Linked DNA regions of Homo sapiens: region 1 is linked to region 2. A link is a loop called in an ENCODE intact Hi-C map of the cell type or tissue named here. Cell type or tissue: endothelial cell of umbilical vein. All regions are shown on one strand.

Region 1 (8,000 bases), 110 kb before region 2:
TGATGAAAAATTAGAATTAACTTCAAAATCCAAACAGGGTAAAGGGTAGGTAAATACTCTGCATTTTCTCGCTGGAATGGTTGCACCCATTGTCTGAGATAATTATGAAGACCAAACAGTAATAAGGAGAATTTTTTTAGGATGTGTTTGTTGAAAAAAGCAAAATGCAAACTTCTATTTGCACCATGGTTATGCCTCTGGAACAATTATATATATGCATGTACGATAGCCAGAAAGGAAGAGAGAAAAGTGAACACAATTTGTTAGGGTGGAGAGAACTGTGGGTTTTTAAATTAGATTTTCCCCCACCTTATTGTTATGCTATGAGCGCACTAAATTGAAAGTTAAAAAAAAATAGGTCAACATGTCTAAAAGAAAGAAATACTTCCCTGTATCCCCTATGTGCTGGACTTGGCACTGGTCAGAGGCATCCTGTGGCAGAGGCTGTAATAGCCCAGGGGTTTCCTCTGTGGTATGACCTGGGGACAGAGCTCTGCCTTGTCAGCAGGATGGACTCCAGGGACCGGGATGGGGATGGAATGCAGCTTTTTGCCGAGCTGCCTGGAGACAGGGAGGAGGAGGATGAGGAGGAGGAGGAGGAGAAAGGCTCTCTACCCTTCCCCTCCTCCTAGAGAAGATGTTTTTCCAATAAATAATTGTGAAGTCTCGAATGAAATATAAGCCTCATGAATTATCTTGGCATTTTTGGGATCCAGGAATCTTTCAGTGTCTGGACAGGGTCACAAAGGCTCTTGATGGATGCCCCATCTCCCCCCCGGGGGGGTACCACCTTCCTGATGATAATGACTGGGCCACCCCTTCCACTGCTCCTCCCTGCCACTCCCTCCCCCTGGACCTGGGGCTTTTAGCTTCACTCCATCATCCTGCGGCTCTTATCCTGCTTTTTTTTTTTTTTTTAAAAAAAATATTTTCTTTCTCTTAAGCATCTGAAGAAGGGAAGGGAAAATTAAGTGGAATGTGCTTTGGAAATAATTCATCAGAGCAGCTTTCCCAAAGTGGGTTTTTTGTAGGATGACCAACTGTCCTGGTTTGCCTGGGACTGAGGGGTTTCCAGGGGTGTGGAACTTCCACTGCTAAAACCAGGAAAGTCCCATGAAATTCCTGGGATGAGCTGGTCACTTCAGCCCCATGAGTCTCTATTTGGTAGGATGCTAACAGGCAATACATGAAAATGGTTGGCAACAACTAGATGAAATAAAGTCAGATACATTTGCTGCAGGCCTTGTCAGAGCCTCTGTATGCTAATCTGTTATATGCTCATACATATTCAAAGCAGGGTGTCCTAGGTGTATCGGAGCTTAAGTTCTCTATTTTTCTAAAATTAATTAATCTAAGAAATGTGAAGTTTGATGAAGCTCAGTAGGCTGTGCTGCTCAGGATACCCAGACAGACAGTTTCTGGAAGAAGTGGATCGAGATGCTACTCTCAAATAGTTGAAACCTGCCAAGTGGTGGACATAGTTCTCTCCAAAGTGCTGTTAGTGGGGTGGAGGAAGTCCTAAGGTTCACTTTTGCAGAGCTGGATGCTGGAAGGGGTGTGTTTTCAGGTGTGTACAGCCGAGGGATATGTCCTGACCACCCCTCCTCAGTCCAACCCATCGAACACGGAAAGGACGTCTTCCTGGTGAGAGCAGGCAGATCCGGGTCTCAGGGAGGGGGCCTGGGAGGGGCAGTCTTCCAGTGCTCATCATTCTGCAGCTGGTGCATTGGGACATCCCTACAGAGACACATTGCATGAGGCCCCATGTAGGTGGCATGCCTCACACCCTCACTGTGGGGGCCACAGAGTTGAGCAGTGAGGCACGGGCACAGGATCTGGGGCTGCCTGACTGGCTGTGTGTTCTTGACATCCCCACCCCGTCCATCTGTGGAAGGGCACAGGGAGCCTTGTGTGACACCAGCACAACACGTGTTTGCTCCCCTTTGGTCTGCTTCTGCAGCAGCTGGTGCACACACCAGAGGTGTGGGGATGGGCAGAATCCCGGCGCGTCATAGCATCTGGGGGCAAGGCTGGGGTGAGGGGAACCTTCTCTGGACAGGCAGTCTAGTCATGCAAGTCACAGGGACTTCAGTCCCTGCTCAGGTGGCCATTGCTGGGCAACCTCTGGACTCCTCCTGACCCTGACATCTCCCCCTGTCTGATGGGGGCCTGAGGGTGCCTAGAAGCTTCTCAGGCTGGGGCTTGCATGCTCCTTGACTTGACTCCGGGCTCAGAGACATGGGGGTTGCTGGACATTAAGAGTCCGCTAGCGGCCTCACACAAGGCTCGGTTCCAGCGAGGAAGCAGATTCTGGGGGCTTTGAGCATCCCTGTCTAGCCTGTGGTAACAGGAGGCAGGGGGCTATGGGTGAGTACCAGGATCTGCCCTGGGGGCCTCTGCCCAGGTGATGGGCTTCTTTCCACCTGCCTCTGGCCTTGGCAGCCTCCCAGCTGTGGGAAGATCTGCATCTGCCATGACCTCCATGGAGCCCAGCCCTGGTAAGTGGCCAGAGACAGCAGCTGTCCTGGGGGAGGCTGCTGGAGCTGGAGTTCACTGTCCTACAAGGGAGGCAGAGGCTGGCATAAGCAGCCCTGCAGTGGGCATGGCTGGCCATGGTTGGCTGCACATCCATCTGCCCCCATACACCAAGTGCTGCACCAGGCTCTGTGGCCCCTCCAGGAATGAGCAGTGAGCCCCCAACCCAGTCCTTAGTCAGGTGAGAAGTGTGTTGCTGTGCAGCAAGGACCACAGGCCCTCAAGGACTTGGAGGCATCAGGAATTCTGTTCCCATGAGGACTCGGAGGACCTTCTACAACGGAGGGGGATGCCATCTTGGGTTGCTGATTGAGACTAAGATTTTTGAATAAAGATGAAATGAAGGTCACTCTCTGCCTTTCTGGGGTATTCCTGGGAGGATGGGGTTCCAAGAGGCACAAGTGTCCTGTGGGCCCTTGTGGATAACTAGCGGGGGTGGGGGGCCTGACTCTGGGATGTGTGTGAGGCTGAGGCACCCAAGACTCCAGCCCGGCCCCAGGAACGTGCCTCCAATTTGTTCAGCGGGCTGCCCTCACACTCAGTGAGGGCTGGGTAGAAGGTGGCACCCCAGAGACCAAGCAGAGGGTGGCAAGAGCAAACAGATCAGACAGCTTGACGTCAAGGACAGAGAGCCCTCATCCCCCATCTGAACCCAGGGCTCAACCCCGGCCGCAGAAGAGCAGCACAGCCTCTGTGGGCAGCTACTGAGGTCAGCAATGCTGCCCATGTGGAGGGTGAGGAGAAGAGCCCCCAAGAGCATCCAGTGACCTGGAAGGGGCCACGTGGTCAGCCCCTGAGTCAGAGGCAAAGCCTGCAGCAGTTTCAGGGGTTGGCCACTAGGTGGCAGAGGAGAGCCCAGCACAGTCACAGGGGCCTTAGGTCAGCCTGGCTGGTCACACCTGGCCTTCGGCCTCCTCAGGCAGGTGATTGAGAGAGAGGAGGAGGGAGAGCCTCCACCGATGGTCTACAGTGGGCATGCATGGGGCTGGGGTCTGCCTGGTACATGTGAGGGTTGTGTGTCCAGCCTTGAAGGATGGCTAAGGACTGGCTAAGCGGAGATGTAGGGGCAGGAATTCCAGGGAACTGGGAACTCCAGGGGCCGGGGTTGCAGAGATTCCAGAGAACTGGGAACTCCAGGGGCCGGGGTTCCAGAGATTCCAGAGAACTGGAAACTCTGTGAGGAACTGATGCAGAGACTCGGGGACCCAACCCAGCACAGTGCTCTTGGGGAAAGAGCCCATCTGAACCTCAGCCTGAAAGCCCTTGGGTTGCAGGGGCAGGAAAATCCTGCCTAGGTGTCCACCCACAAGGTCTGAAACCTGCTCTACCACCTCCTCCCAGCCAGCCCTTTGGGGGAACCCACAACCTCCCACCTGACACCCACAAATTCCTACTCTCCCCATGCCACGCTCCAGATGCCAGAAGCCCTCTACCTGAGGCACCCTCAGTGCCTTCTGTTGGCATCTGATCAATTCTGGGTCCTGGCGTGACTGGGGCTGGGTACTGTTGAACGATGCTGGGGGGATGAGCCTTCTCCCTCCTCTCACATGGCATGAAGGCAGAGGAAGGGGTGGAGAAGCCCCATGGAGTCCACAAAACCAAAGGGAAGAGAAAGAGGGAGGAAGAGGAGCGAGGTAGGGCCCCCATCTGGGGCTTGATGCTGTGTGTGCCTCCTCTGGCCGCTTGCGTCCTGCAGAATCCTTTCCGATTTTCCACATTATTCTAGGAGGTTATTAACCATTTTAATTTTTATCCAAGAAATGTGGCACACGTAGGCACAAATCCTACCCAGCTAAGTGCCACCCTTCCTCAGGCTCATCTTGCGCTGGAGTCATACATTGGACCACAGCACCATGAGGCAAGGTCAAGTGTCCCATTGGGCCGTCTGGGCAGGTCACAGATGCGGAGGACAGATCCCGATATTGCACATCACGCTCCTTTCCTCTCTCCCTCTCTTTCTCTTCTTCTGCAGGTCACCATGTTGCTTAGGTGATCACATCTGCATGGGATTGCTGGGAGGCAGCTTTTCAGTCCTGCAAAATAATGGGTGATAAGATGAGGGGCTCCCCCATCAGGGTCCTCAACACCCCAGGCAAGGAAGCTCCTTTCTCTTCTCCTTCCACTGGGCAGATCTTGGGCCTCGGGTGCAGGGCCACCTGGGCAGGTCGGGCACCTGAGAAGGACTCGCTTTGATCAGGGGAAGGTCTGGGAAGGAAAAGCCAGACCGCAGCCAGCGTCAGAATGGTGCAGCGGTGCAGGGAGGGGTGCAGGAGGCAGCTCCCTAGCGGACCCCGAGGGCCTGAGGTCTGGGGACTGGTGTCCACCCCTGCTTGCTCCTCCTGGCAGGCTGCGGGCGGCTGGTAACCGGAGCCTCATGCTGAGCCTCCCACTGCGACTCCTGATGGAGCTGGGAGCTCACCCTGTCATTAGGGCTGGGGTCAGCAGAGGTGGTGGGTGGGGCTTAAACAAACCCATCAGGGCCCTGACTCTTTCCTCTGGGGCCCGTCACATAAATTTTCATTGAATGCCACTGCATTTTCATCCAGGGAACTGTCAGGGATATTTTGAGAAGGAACTGAGGGTCAAATGTCAGCATGGCTGAGAGCTGGGGGTTGTACGATGTCAGACTGCAGAGACAGAGGGGCCCCCAGGGCACAGGGCTACTCCCTCCGGGGTTCCAGGAGCTCCAGCAGGCCCAGCCCCCAGGATGGCATTGGAGCCTCAGCCCAAGTCTCAGGGCTGACCACACTGGGTAAAGAAACGATGACTGTGGTTCACGTTGGGGAATCAAAGCCATCCTCACTGTCCTCTAAGTGAGCAAACACATGGCAATAGGGAATTTAGGACTCCACAACCACCCGTTGTTCTTTTCTCTGAGATCTGCAAGCAAAGCTTCATACTTGTAGGAACTTCCCCATTGTCAGGGCGTTCTCTCACACATTAGCTTACGTGTCTATCACTCTATGGATGAAGCGGGACAGAAGTGAGTGTCCCCTTTACACAGATGCAAAGACTGAGGCTTCATGGAGCTGGGAGGCTGCCCAAGGCCACTGGACACGGAGGAGCCCGAAGCTTCTAGCTGCCCCCGTGTCTATTTTATAAGAATCTCTTTAGCGCAATGGGCCCCATCAAGCCACCATTTCATGTAGGTCATTAAAACCCTTGAGCAGCCCTCAGGCTTCACCCACTTTATCCTCGAGGCAGGGAGATGGCCACAGCTCAGAGTGACAACGTCCTTTGTCCAATGTGAAAGAAGAGGGCTTGGAAATCTCTCCCAGCCCCAAAACCAGAGTCTGGGCTCCTTCCCTGACGTCCTGCAAGCCCTAACGCTCAGCGGCGCTTGTGCTTGTTTGCATTTGACCTTGGCGTCTGTATTTGGCCTTGAAAGTTGCCTTGAAAGTCTGCTCCAGGATTTCCAACCCAGGAGGAGGAGGCATGAGGGTTTCCAGGCCCTGTCAATCTCTGACAGTAACCTCTGCCACCAGGCAGCCCCGTCCCACACTTTTTCAGCATGAGAGATTACATTCACCACCTCTGCGGAGATGAACACCCTTGAGCAGGCACTGGGCAGGGCTGAGCCTAAAGACTTTGCGGCCAGAGACAGGAGGCTGAGGGAGTTGGCCTGACCGGTGAAGCTCGGGAGGACTTCATAGAGGAGGTGCCCCAGGAGTTGGGCCTTGAAGGGTGCATGGGCGGTGCTAGGCGAGTGGGCGGTGCTAGGCAGGTGGGCGGGTCTGGGCTGAGCGCATCGCAGACGCAGCTGCCCTGCAAGGCTGTGTTTTTGTTGGCGGTATTGCTGCTGGAGCCATTTTCCGTTTGGAGGGCTCCTGATAGGAGAATGCGGGTCAGCGAGTTTAGAACAGCACAGCCCTGGACACGTGTCTGTGTGAGTGCGTGAGGAGAGGGACTAATTGGCTACTCTGAGTTGACGATTATAAAACCATCTCTGGTTAATAAAAGCGCCGCCATCTAGCAATTTTAGTTGTCCTGGTGGGGGATAGGAGATTGACCAAAGAGGAAGTCTTGCAGAATTAATCTACTGACGGGAAGGTCACAGGCTCAGCACACCCCGCCCCCACGAACAGTCCATGTCCAGGAATAACGGGGCTTCGATTCAGGACGCTCAGAGAAGGAAAACAGCTATTGGTGAGATGATGGAGAGAGGAGAGTGGAGGGCTTCTGGGAGCACTGCGGGGGCTGCGAGTGGTGGACGGTGCCGGAGGTCACAGACCAGGCATGGGTGGACGAGAGAACTCAGTCACTGAGAAGCACAGGACCAGGGCACATGCACGACACAACGTGGCAGACACACATGGGCCGCGCCTGTGGGTGACGAGCAGACATCTCCCACTACAGGTAAAGACAGAGGCTTAACCCGAAGCCACAGTCGCTCCTAGACAGAGGCACGGGCAGGATTGCAACTCGGGCGAACTTTCTCACTGTCTCGCAACTACACGGGTGGCTCTAGAAATGCAAGCCAAGAACTGATGGCTTCAGCGTCTTGGTGGGCTCCGGAACCGGGCTAGAGCCTTCGTTAAACCAAGAGGAAGACCCGCAAATCGCCCGGGTCGCCGGGGGCCAAGTACAAGTTCCTGCCTGTCGTAGGACTCAGCACAGCCTCACGTGTTATGGTCCTTGCAGGTGCTCTCTCCCGTGGGGTGCCCCGAAGACCCTGGGGGAGAACGCAAGTGGAAGTCACTAGTTTAGGGATGGCGGGGGCTGACCGGGGCTTCGAACCATCAGGAGCCAGTGCCCACCTGGTCACCGGAGGGACGGGGAGCCACGTCCTGGCTGACCACTCACCAGTGGGGTGGAGCCCTGGGAAAGCCACGCGGCCTCCGTGAGCCCCTGTCCCCTCGTTTCACACGGGGTCATCACGTCCCCAGCTCAAACGCCAGCGAGGAGAAGTGGGGGCTGCAGGCCCAGCACTTGGCACAGGGCCTATGGCTTCCTCCTTCTGTCCCCTCTGCCATCCCCTTTAAAAGCATTTCTTGGCTTCAGGTGGTAAGGCGATGGTGGGTAAGAAAAGCACCTTCCAGAACCACGGTGGAACAGCCCTGCGACGAAGTCACCCGGGTCACGGCGGAACAGCCCTGCGACGAACTCACCTGGGTCACGGCGGAACAGCCCTGCGACGAAGTCACCTGAGTGGGAGTCCTGACCTCGCTTCCTCCATGGAGGTAATTAATGGGACGGAGAGAGGAGCCGTGAGAACCAGGTCCCCACTCGCTGTGAACACCAACAATTTACAAGGCAGGATCTTGGCAATAAAGAGCCCTGGGGGCCGCCGCACTTGCGGTCAGCTGGCACGGACGCCAATCCCAGCCCACCCGTTATTTACTGAGAAAATACCACGGCTCCTCATCTGCTATTACACTTGATACTTGATCCTGATCCATACAGAAGCAAGGGTGTATTTAGCGACAGGGCAGGCTTTCCTCGCACACCAGGAGCATCTGACCCAG
Region 2 (8,000 bases):
GGAATGGGAGGAGACTGGGATCCGTCTGGCCATACCCCTTGAGTCTGCCTGACTTAGCCAGTCCCCCATCCCCCACTGAGGCTCTCCACCCTGCCCCTGTCCGAAGTGGGCAGGCTTGGGTTTTGTTTTTTGTTCTTCCAAACCCTGCTTAGCTGTGTCATCTGGACAGAAGCCCGACGCTTACCAGAGCAGGCTGGGGGGCGGGGGGCTCCCGGCACTTGGGCAGTCAGGTTTGAGACCTGGAGCTCACCAGCTTGTCTGCACCCCAGAGAGGGCCCAGGGGCTGTACTAGACGATGTCTAAGGGCTTCTCAGCAGAGCCCCTGGGAGCCACGTGCAGAAAGCCTGACCTCCTGGGCAGGTGCACCCAGAGGGAACCCAGGGCACGGGGCTGATGTGTGAGGGATGCCACCTTTGTGGGGCACTGCACTGGTCAGGGAGGTAATTCCGGAATGCCAGCCACCTTCCTAACTGCAGTGTTCCTTGGAACTTCCATTATACTGCATTTATTTTTTCTATCTTTCTTTCGTTCCACGTTTCCCGAGCCTCACTACATGCAGGAGGGTGGCCCCTCTCATGCCTTCCGCTGACCACAGTCTCTGCTCCAACACATTCTTCAGCCCACCTGCTCCTTCTGCTGGTCCCAGGGCCATCCGGCCATCCCCAGCCTTTGCCTCCCACTTCTCTCCCTCCCGCCTTCGAGGGATGCCCCTCAGCTCTGGGAACGGCTGCTTCCCTCCTGGCCTCCTAACTCACCATCAATTTCTTTCTGATGAGGATGTGACTGCCTTTTCAGTTTCTAGTTTCAGGGCACTCAATACCTAAGGGTTCCATGTGGCATCTGCCTTGCATCCAGCCTGTGCCCCAGCCTCGGCCACCCCTCTGTGATCTCAATCTTCGGACGCCTGCTTGCTGACAGCTCCTCCGTGCCAGGCCTGTGCCAAAGTGAAAATATTCTTTCCTGTTTATCAAAGGGTTCCCAGCCACAACTCTCTCCTCCCAGCCTCTTCCTCAGCCCACACCACCCCGGGAGCTGGCTGGGACTTCTCTTTATTGTGCCCCTGCCCCCAGAGCCACTGCATAAAGCCTGGTGAGAACTGGGTATTTTACTGAGGAGTGTGTGTGTGTGTGTGTGTGTGTGTGTGTGTGTGTGTGTGTTGAAGGCAGGACATTTTACTCCCCAGAATAATCTTCCATCCCAGATCAGATGAATCACTTTCCCCCAAGATGTCTCCAGGCTAGGCTGTACAGTGGCTTCCCCCTCCCTCCCTGCCTCCCTCTCCCTCTTTCTCCACCTCTACCCCTTCTCTTCTGCAGAAGAAATTCGGGGGTTGTGGCCCCTCCAATGTTACAGCCAGCCTCCTTCCCTCCAGCTGCTGGCTTCGAGGACGGAAAAGGCCCTCGAAACAAGAGGCTGGCTCCTCTGTTTGGGGCAAACACAAGACCCCCAGGCTGCCAGGTGCGTTCTGCTTGGAAGGCAGCCAGGGAATTGTAAATCACAGATGCACAGAAAACATGCGTTTGCATCAGACACAGTGTAGTTTCTTGGTGTACTTGGTGGGGAAACAGAGGCTCCCTCCATGACCCCCACTTGTGCAGGGCATGGGCTGAGCCGGGCATCCGGATACATGACAAGGACACAGTCCTGAAGGTGCTCCCGGGGTGACAGGCAGACAAACCGTCGCAGCTGCCAGGCCGCTAGGGGATATACGAGGCCTCAGGAGTCACCACAAATGCCAGCAGGGTGGTTAGAGGCTCCCCAAGGAGGGGACACTGGAGGTAGTCCTGTCGGGCACAAGGGAGATTCCAGTCAAGGGAGAGCAGCGTGAAGGCATGGAACATGAAGGCGCCGTGCTTTTCTTTTTTTTTTCCATGGTGGAGTCTCGCTCTGTCACCCAGGCTGGAGTACAGTGGCGCGATCTCAGCTCACTGCAACCTCCGCCTCCCGGGTTCAAGCAATTCTCCTGCCACAGCCTCCCAGGTAGCTGGGATTACAGGCACACACCACCATGCCCAGCTAATTTTTCTATTTTTGGCAGAGACGGGGTTTCACCATGTTGGCCAGGCTGGTCTCGAATTCCTGACCTCGTGATCTGCCTGCCTCAGCCTCCCAAAGTGCCAGGATTACAGGTGTGAGCCACTGTGCCTGGCCGAAGGTGCCATGCTTTAAGAACAAGCATGTGGGTTTGCTCATCTCCTCACCCCTGTTCTTACTGGCAACTGCTCCAAGTGCTGGGTACAGGGTGAAAAGGACAGACATGCTCCTGGCCTGGGGAGCTCGCCATGGAGGGTGCCCAGGGCTCAGAGGCAGCTCACAGAAGAGCAGGCAGGGCCCGTGCCATGGGGAACCTGGGCGGTGCCTGGCAGGCCTGGCCATCCTGCTGGCAGCAGGTGAAATGGGGGTAAAGGAACCTACATTCAGTGGGTCCCAGTAACACCAGATGCAGTGTGGGGTGCATCGTCCATGCTATTCCATTAACAGGTTAAGCGACGGAGTCAGATCAGTGACTGGGAAAGGTACCCCAGGCTAACCACACAAAGAAGGGCCTGAAGAGGGGACAGCAGATCCCGGGAGATGGGACCAGGAAGAAGGGCCGATCCGACCCCGGCGGGGCACTGTACGGTGGAGTGACTGGAAAGGGTTCATCACAGCGAATGGCATTTCCACCACACAAGGTGACATCGCACAGACTGTGGGGATTGCTTCCTACCTACACAGAGCATCTAAATTGGTGTATTCACTGGCACCACGTATAAAAAGGGACCTCTGAGCAGTGGTAGTGAGGGTTCTCTGGGTTAGGGGATGCCTGTCTAATGCCACAGCAAAAAAAAAAAAAAGTTCCAAAAGACCAGATGGCACAGCTGGCCCTGGCCCTGCAAATTCAAAGACTCAACCTGCAGGCATGTGGCTGGGCCACCCAAAGCCAGGAGACGCCAGGTGGGTGACGTGAGTAGGGCAGGGGTTTGATCTGCTCACTTCTGGACCCAGAGGCTTCTGTGCCCAGGCTGAAGCTACCCGATCTCCCGCAGGGAATCCTGACACGAGCGCCTCAGGCCTTGCTCCCAACACAGGAGCACCTGAGAGCAGACTGCAGGGGTGTAGGAACGCCAACAGGTGCCCGGCTGGATCCAGGCCCCCCTCACTCTCCGGGGTACTCCCTGCTGCATGGGGAGGTCCCTGTGCGCCGTCGTTTAAAGCAGAGAGCCCTGACATAATGACCCGACTCAGTAGGATGGGGCCATACTTGGCATGGAGGGAAAAATCTCATTTTTTAGATAATTGGACTGGCTGGGTTTGCTTCCTGGCTCTGCCCACAGCTCTGTCTATGCTCTCAGCTGAGGAGTTACGTAGGTCCCTCAGTTTCCCCTGCTGTGAAATGGGGGTGAAAGCACCCAGCTCACTGGACCATTCTGAGGATGAAAATAATTTTGCTTGCCCAGTGCTTGCATGCTTGCTGGGTGGACTTTCAACGAGTGGAGTGACCCCGTGTGGCTTTGCCATCGTTTCTCAAACCCTTTATGTCAGTTTGCAGGGGGAGAGAAGAGGCCCCTCGGGTGGCCAGGCCCACCGAGCCTGGCAGTAGATGCATCCTCCAGGTCCTCCCGGCAGGCCTTCCGGAGCTCTCTGCTCCTGGCGGATCTCCAGGCCTGGCCTGGCCACACACCCTGCACTCTGGACCTTCCAGGGGTCCCTAAGGAGAGGAAAACCCCTCACAGATGCTCAGAGAAGGGGACAGCCCCACAGGTGTTTCCCAGGGTAGGGTGCAGGCCTGGTGGGTGCCTATACCAAGTGGACCCCGCGGCAGGGTGGACCCCAGGGCAGTGTCCCCACAGAGCAAGCCACGGCCCCGCACCCTCCCACCTCCTCTTCTCCCGCACCTCGGAGGGTACCAGCCTCTGGGCCCCTGTCCTGCTGGTCTTGGCCGGGCCGGGTGGGCTGCCTGGTGCCCTTAGTTCTCCCCTCCCCAGGCTGACCTGGCCTGGGGGCCGGGTGGGGCGCGCCTTGGAACTGGGAGCCGCCTCCAACCCTGCACTCTGCTCCAGGCCTGGCCCATTCAAACCTTCCTGCTCTGTTTATTTGCACAGCCAGAGGACAAAAAGCCACGGCTCTGAGTCACTCCTGCTCCCAGTCGGCTCTGATTCATGCAGGAGGCCCGCGGAGGGGACTAACCCTGGCAGTTAACCTCTTGGTTTCTTTATGTCTCTACAGCAGTGAGCATCTGTGTCTTCGAACTGAGGATCAGGCCCCGATCGCCGCTCACAGTCGCGTGCTTGGGGTGTAATGTGGAGAAGAGAGGATACCACGGCACAGCCCGAGAGGTCCCCCCTCACCTCCAGCCCCTTCCCCCCATGCTGATGGAAACTTACAAATATTTCAGTCATCTCTCCGAAAAGGATTTGGTCATCTGGCAAAGGTGGTCCCAGAATTTGCCAGAAATATGCGTCAAATGTAGCCCAGGGTGTAAAGGAAGACAGGCTTAACGAAAATTAGATTATGGCGAAGAATCTGAAAGGAAATGAGAGATTCTGTGCCTGGTTGGTCTCCAGCCTCTGGGGAGGTGCCGCCTGGTGCTTCCTCCCTGTAGGTTCTGGAGAAGCTGGCACACAGGGATGCCCCCAGGATAGGGGGTAGACCTACTCTACGGCCGACCTCTCCTCAGTCCCACACATTTGTCATTCATCATACAAGGCCAGGGGGACACGTGGTTTTCATTTTTGATCCTGGTAAAAAGTGAATAAAACGTCTCTAGTAGCTAAGAAAGGGCTTTTTCTAGCTCCACTGAGTGAGTCGGGGTCAAAGCACCTCTTCTCAATTTGGGTTCGGGGAACAGCTAAGGGGTTCATTGAGGTTTTTTCCCACTTGCTTCCCCAAAGCTGAAGTGGTTTATGGTTAACAACAGATATCCCCAACTACGTAGAGAGGAGTGAAAAAAAGGCAGAAGAAATGAGGATGCTAACACTAACAGTGTGAGGATGAGCGCCAGTCCCATCATGAAGCGCCATTTGGGAACTGCCCAGCGGGTAAAGGCCAGCCAGGAGAGCTGAAACCGCACAGCCCTCACTGCCAAAGGACGTCGCCAGCTCCATCAGGGAGCCGCGCTGGTACATTCCGGGTGCATCCTTCTGAATTATCCTAACACGAAAGGCCTCTTCTGAAAATGATGGACGGGCATCTTTAATGTAGATTGCAGAAGATACAAAAATATATTCTGAAGGCCACTCTTTTGTATTACTTCAGCAAGTACCTAAGTCCTAACACCGAGTGGGGGTTGCGGTGAGGGCATTCCTATGTGGATGGCAGCTGTATTTTCACTGCACCACCTTATGATGGGACTGGGAGTAGTTGCCCTTCTCTGGAGGGAGGGTCGGTCAGCATGTGCCTGCCACACTATCTTTACAAAGCACTGGGCACCTCTGGATTTGTGTTCTCAAATTGCAGAAGTAATACAGGGCATCTGTAGAAAATCTAGAAATTAAAAAAAAAAAAACATAAGAAGGAAAGGAAGCTCTTTCATCAACTTTTGGTCCAGAGACATTCATTCTTGCCACTGTCTCTCCAGACAAACACACCCGTGCATGCACACACACACTTTGATCTTCCAACCTGAGATCGTATGAACTGCTCCATCCTACAATCATGGCCGTCACTTTATTAAACATCCACTTACAACACACATTTGCTGACTGCATAGTGTTCCAGCATATGGACCAAGCAGAGTTTATCCCACCTATTTCCCAGGACATTTTAATTTTGTCGCCAATATTAATGAAGCTGATATGAATTTCTTTGTTGCTCGGCAGCTCTGCCATTATTCACTTAAGATAATTCCTAGAAGTGGAATTGTTCATGCAAAGGGTATTTCCAGTCCTAGATCTTTTCTTACCTACCATCAAAATTCCTTTAGAAAGCTTGTGCAGCTTTTCTTCCCTCTGGCAAATAGGATGGCCTGGTTCCCCCACCTTCCTCAATACTGGGGTTTATAATTATGTATTTTTTCCAATTTAATAAAAAATAATATCCTTCTGTTTTATTTCTAATTCCTTAGATTATTGTTGAAGTTCAACACTTCACGCGTTTATTGACCAACTGAATTTCTCCTTTTATGAATTCATATTTTTTGCCCATATGGGGTAATTGTCTTTTTAAATTTTTTAAAGGCCCTTTTTCTAGTAAGAACATTAACCCATTGCAAAACAGATTGTAAATATTTTCTTCCTGGTTCTTCTAAAATTTTTGATTGTCATAGTTTTTTGGTATATAAAAGTTTACAATTTTAATTTAGTGAGTTATTATTTTGCTATTTTATTTATGATTGCTGGACTTGGAATGGTCAGCTTTTGGAAGCAGATGGTCGGAAAGGCCTGCATTAGTAAACACCACTTCAGCTCACTGGATGTTCACCACTGCCACCTGTAAGACACTGGCCTGATGTCCCGCTGTGTTCCGTCCACGTGTGGTTGTGGTGTTCCGTCCACAGCTGTGACTGTCCCTGCTGGCCTGGGCCATGGCACCTCAGTGGGATGAAATTATAGTAGGCCCCCTTATCCACAGGGATACACACCAAGACCCCCAGCGGATGCTCGATCCCAAGGATGGTACGGAACCCTATATATACTGTATGTGTTTTCTGTCTGATGACCCAGAGACTGGGGGGATGGAGCGGGACAGCTCGAGATTTCATCAAGATACTCAGAATGGTGTGCAATTTAAAATGTATCAATTTTTCTTCTGGAATTTTCCATTTAATAACTTTGGACTGTGGTTGACTGTCTGTAATTGAAACTTCGAAAAGCGAAACCATGGATAAACGGGACGGCTGTAACGGGATTCACCAGGAAGCCTGGCTTTGCTGTTAGTCAGGTGGTGGCAGGTGTGCTAAAAGGGACGCTGACTCAGTGCATTCTCTGACACCACGGTCTCACCTTCAGGGATAGTGAGATAGAGATAGGGAGGAGGAGTGGAGGAGACAAGGGCGGAACACTACCCCCACCGGGCGCCTAAGGGTGCCGACTTGCCTCAGAGCATCCAGATGGTGTCTCTGAAAGTCAGTTGGAAAATCAGTGATGGAGGTGCCCTTTCTAGTTACCCTACACTCACTGGGCGCTGGCTCCAGTGTCCCCCCAGGCATACAGAGCACAGGCTGGACATGGTAGAGCCTCCAATTTAGTTACCACGAAGCAGAAGTGGCCGGAAAGGAGAGCAGAGCATCCCCCAGGAAAAGCAAGTGTGCTGTGCTACGAATGTGAATATCGTGCTCATGAATCAAAGCAGCTGGGCTCTGCGCCTCGGCAGCTGTGGGAAGAACCCCTGCGGCGGTGACTGATGGGGGCCATGAGACCAAGATGTGTCTGGCTTGAGGGTGACCCATGTTCCTGTCAAGCCGACTGCACAACTTAACTAAGGAAGAGGCCAGGGCCCCGGCGGCCAGTCCTCCCATCTCCATCTGGAGTCCTCTCTCTTGGCAGCTTTTGGGAATCTCTTTCCCTTTGCACCTCCTCCCTGGTGGCTTCCTCTTTGCTCAGCAATGGGACTGGGAATGGGGGAACAGCAGCATCACACAGAACAGTTTTTTGTTTGTTTGTTTGTTTTGAGGTGGAGTCTTGCTCTGTCACCCAGGCTGGAGGGCAGTGGCGCGATGTCGGCTCACTGCAACCTCCACCTCCCAGGTTCAAGCGATTCTCCTGCCTCAGCCTCCCGAGTAGCTGGGATTACAGGTGCCCACCACCTCGTCCGGCTAATTTTTGTATTTTTGGTAGAACCGGGGTTTCGCCATGTTGGCCAGGCTGGTTTCAAACTCCTGACCTCAGGTGATCCACCCGCCTCGGCCTCCCAAAGTGCTGGGATTACAGGCGTGAGCCACTGCGCCTGGCCCGGAACAGTTTTTGTCTGCTTTTGGCAACTCAACCCTTGGTGAGATCCTTTGGGATTTGCTCCAAGTTCTCCTGATCCCTCAGTTTGGATTCTGAAAATTCAAACAATCCTGGAGCCCAACACCATCT

Evidence for each region. A loop is a pair of places that touch in the nucleus more often than their neighbours do. Peaks named below come from ENCODE experiments on the same cell type or tissue, not always from the same donor. Only the 100,000 strongest peaks of a DNase experiment are listed, where the experiment ranks them.
Region 1: a loop joins it to region 2, with 2.3 times the contacts of the local background. A loop is called at or near these places in 3 of 110 quality-filtered maps.

What each region holds. Positions count from the first base shown.
Region 1 is chr2:238,966,039-238,974,038 of GRCh38, reverse strand. No RefSeq gene overlaps it. Among named protein-coding and RNA genes, the nearest start is that of LINC01940, 44 kb to the right of the region's middle. In endothelial cell of umbilical vein, a CTCF peak has its summit at 3,364 (motif pointing right); DNase peaks (open chromatin) are centred at 438, 3,378 and 6,338.
Region 2 is chr2:238,860,528-238,868,527 of GRCh38, reverse strand. The region is part of intron 1 of TWIST2 (twist family bHLH transcription factor 2); the gene reads right to left. Among named protein-coding and RNA genes, the nearest start is that of TWIST2, 16 kb to the right of the region's middle. RefSeq lists enhancers at 3,139-3,756, 4,026-4,320. In endothelial cell of umbilical vein, no CTCF peak of the experiment used is centred here; DNase peaks (open chromatin) are centred at 1,037, 3,637 and 4,137; H3K27ac peaks cover 1,846 bases.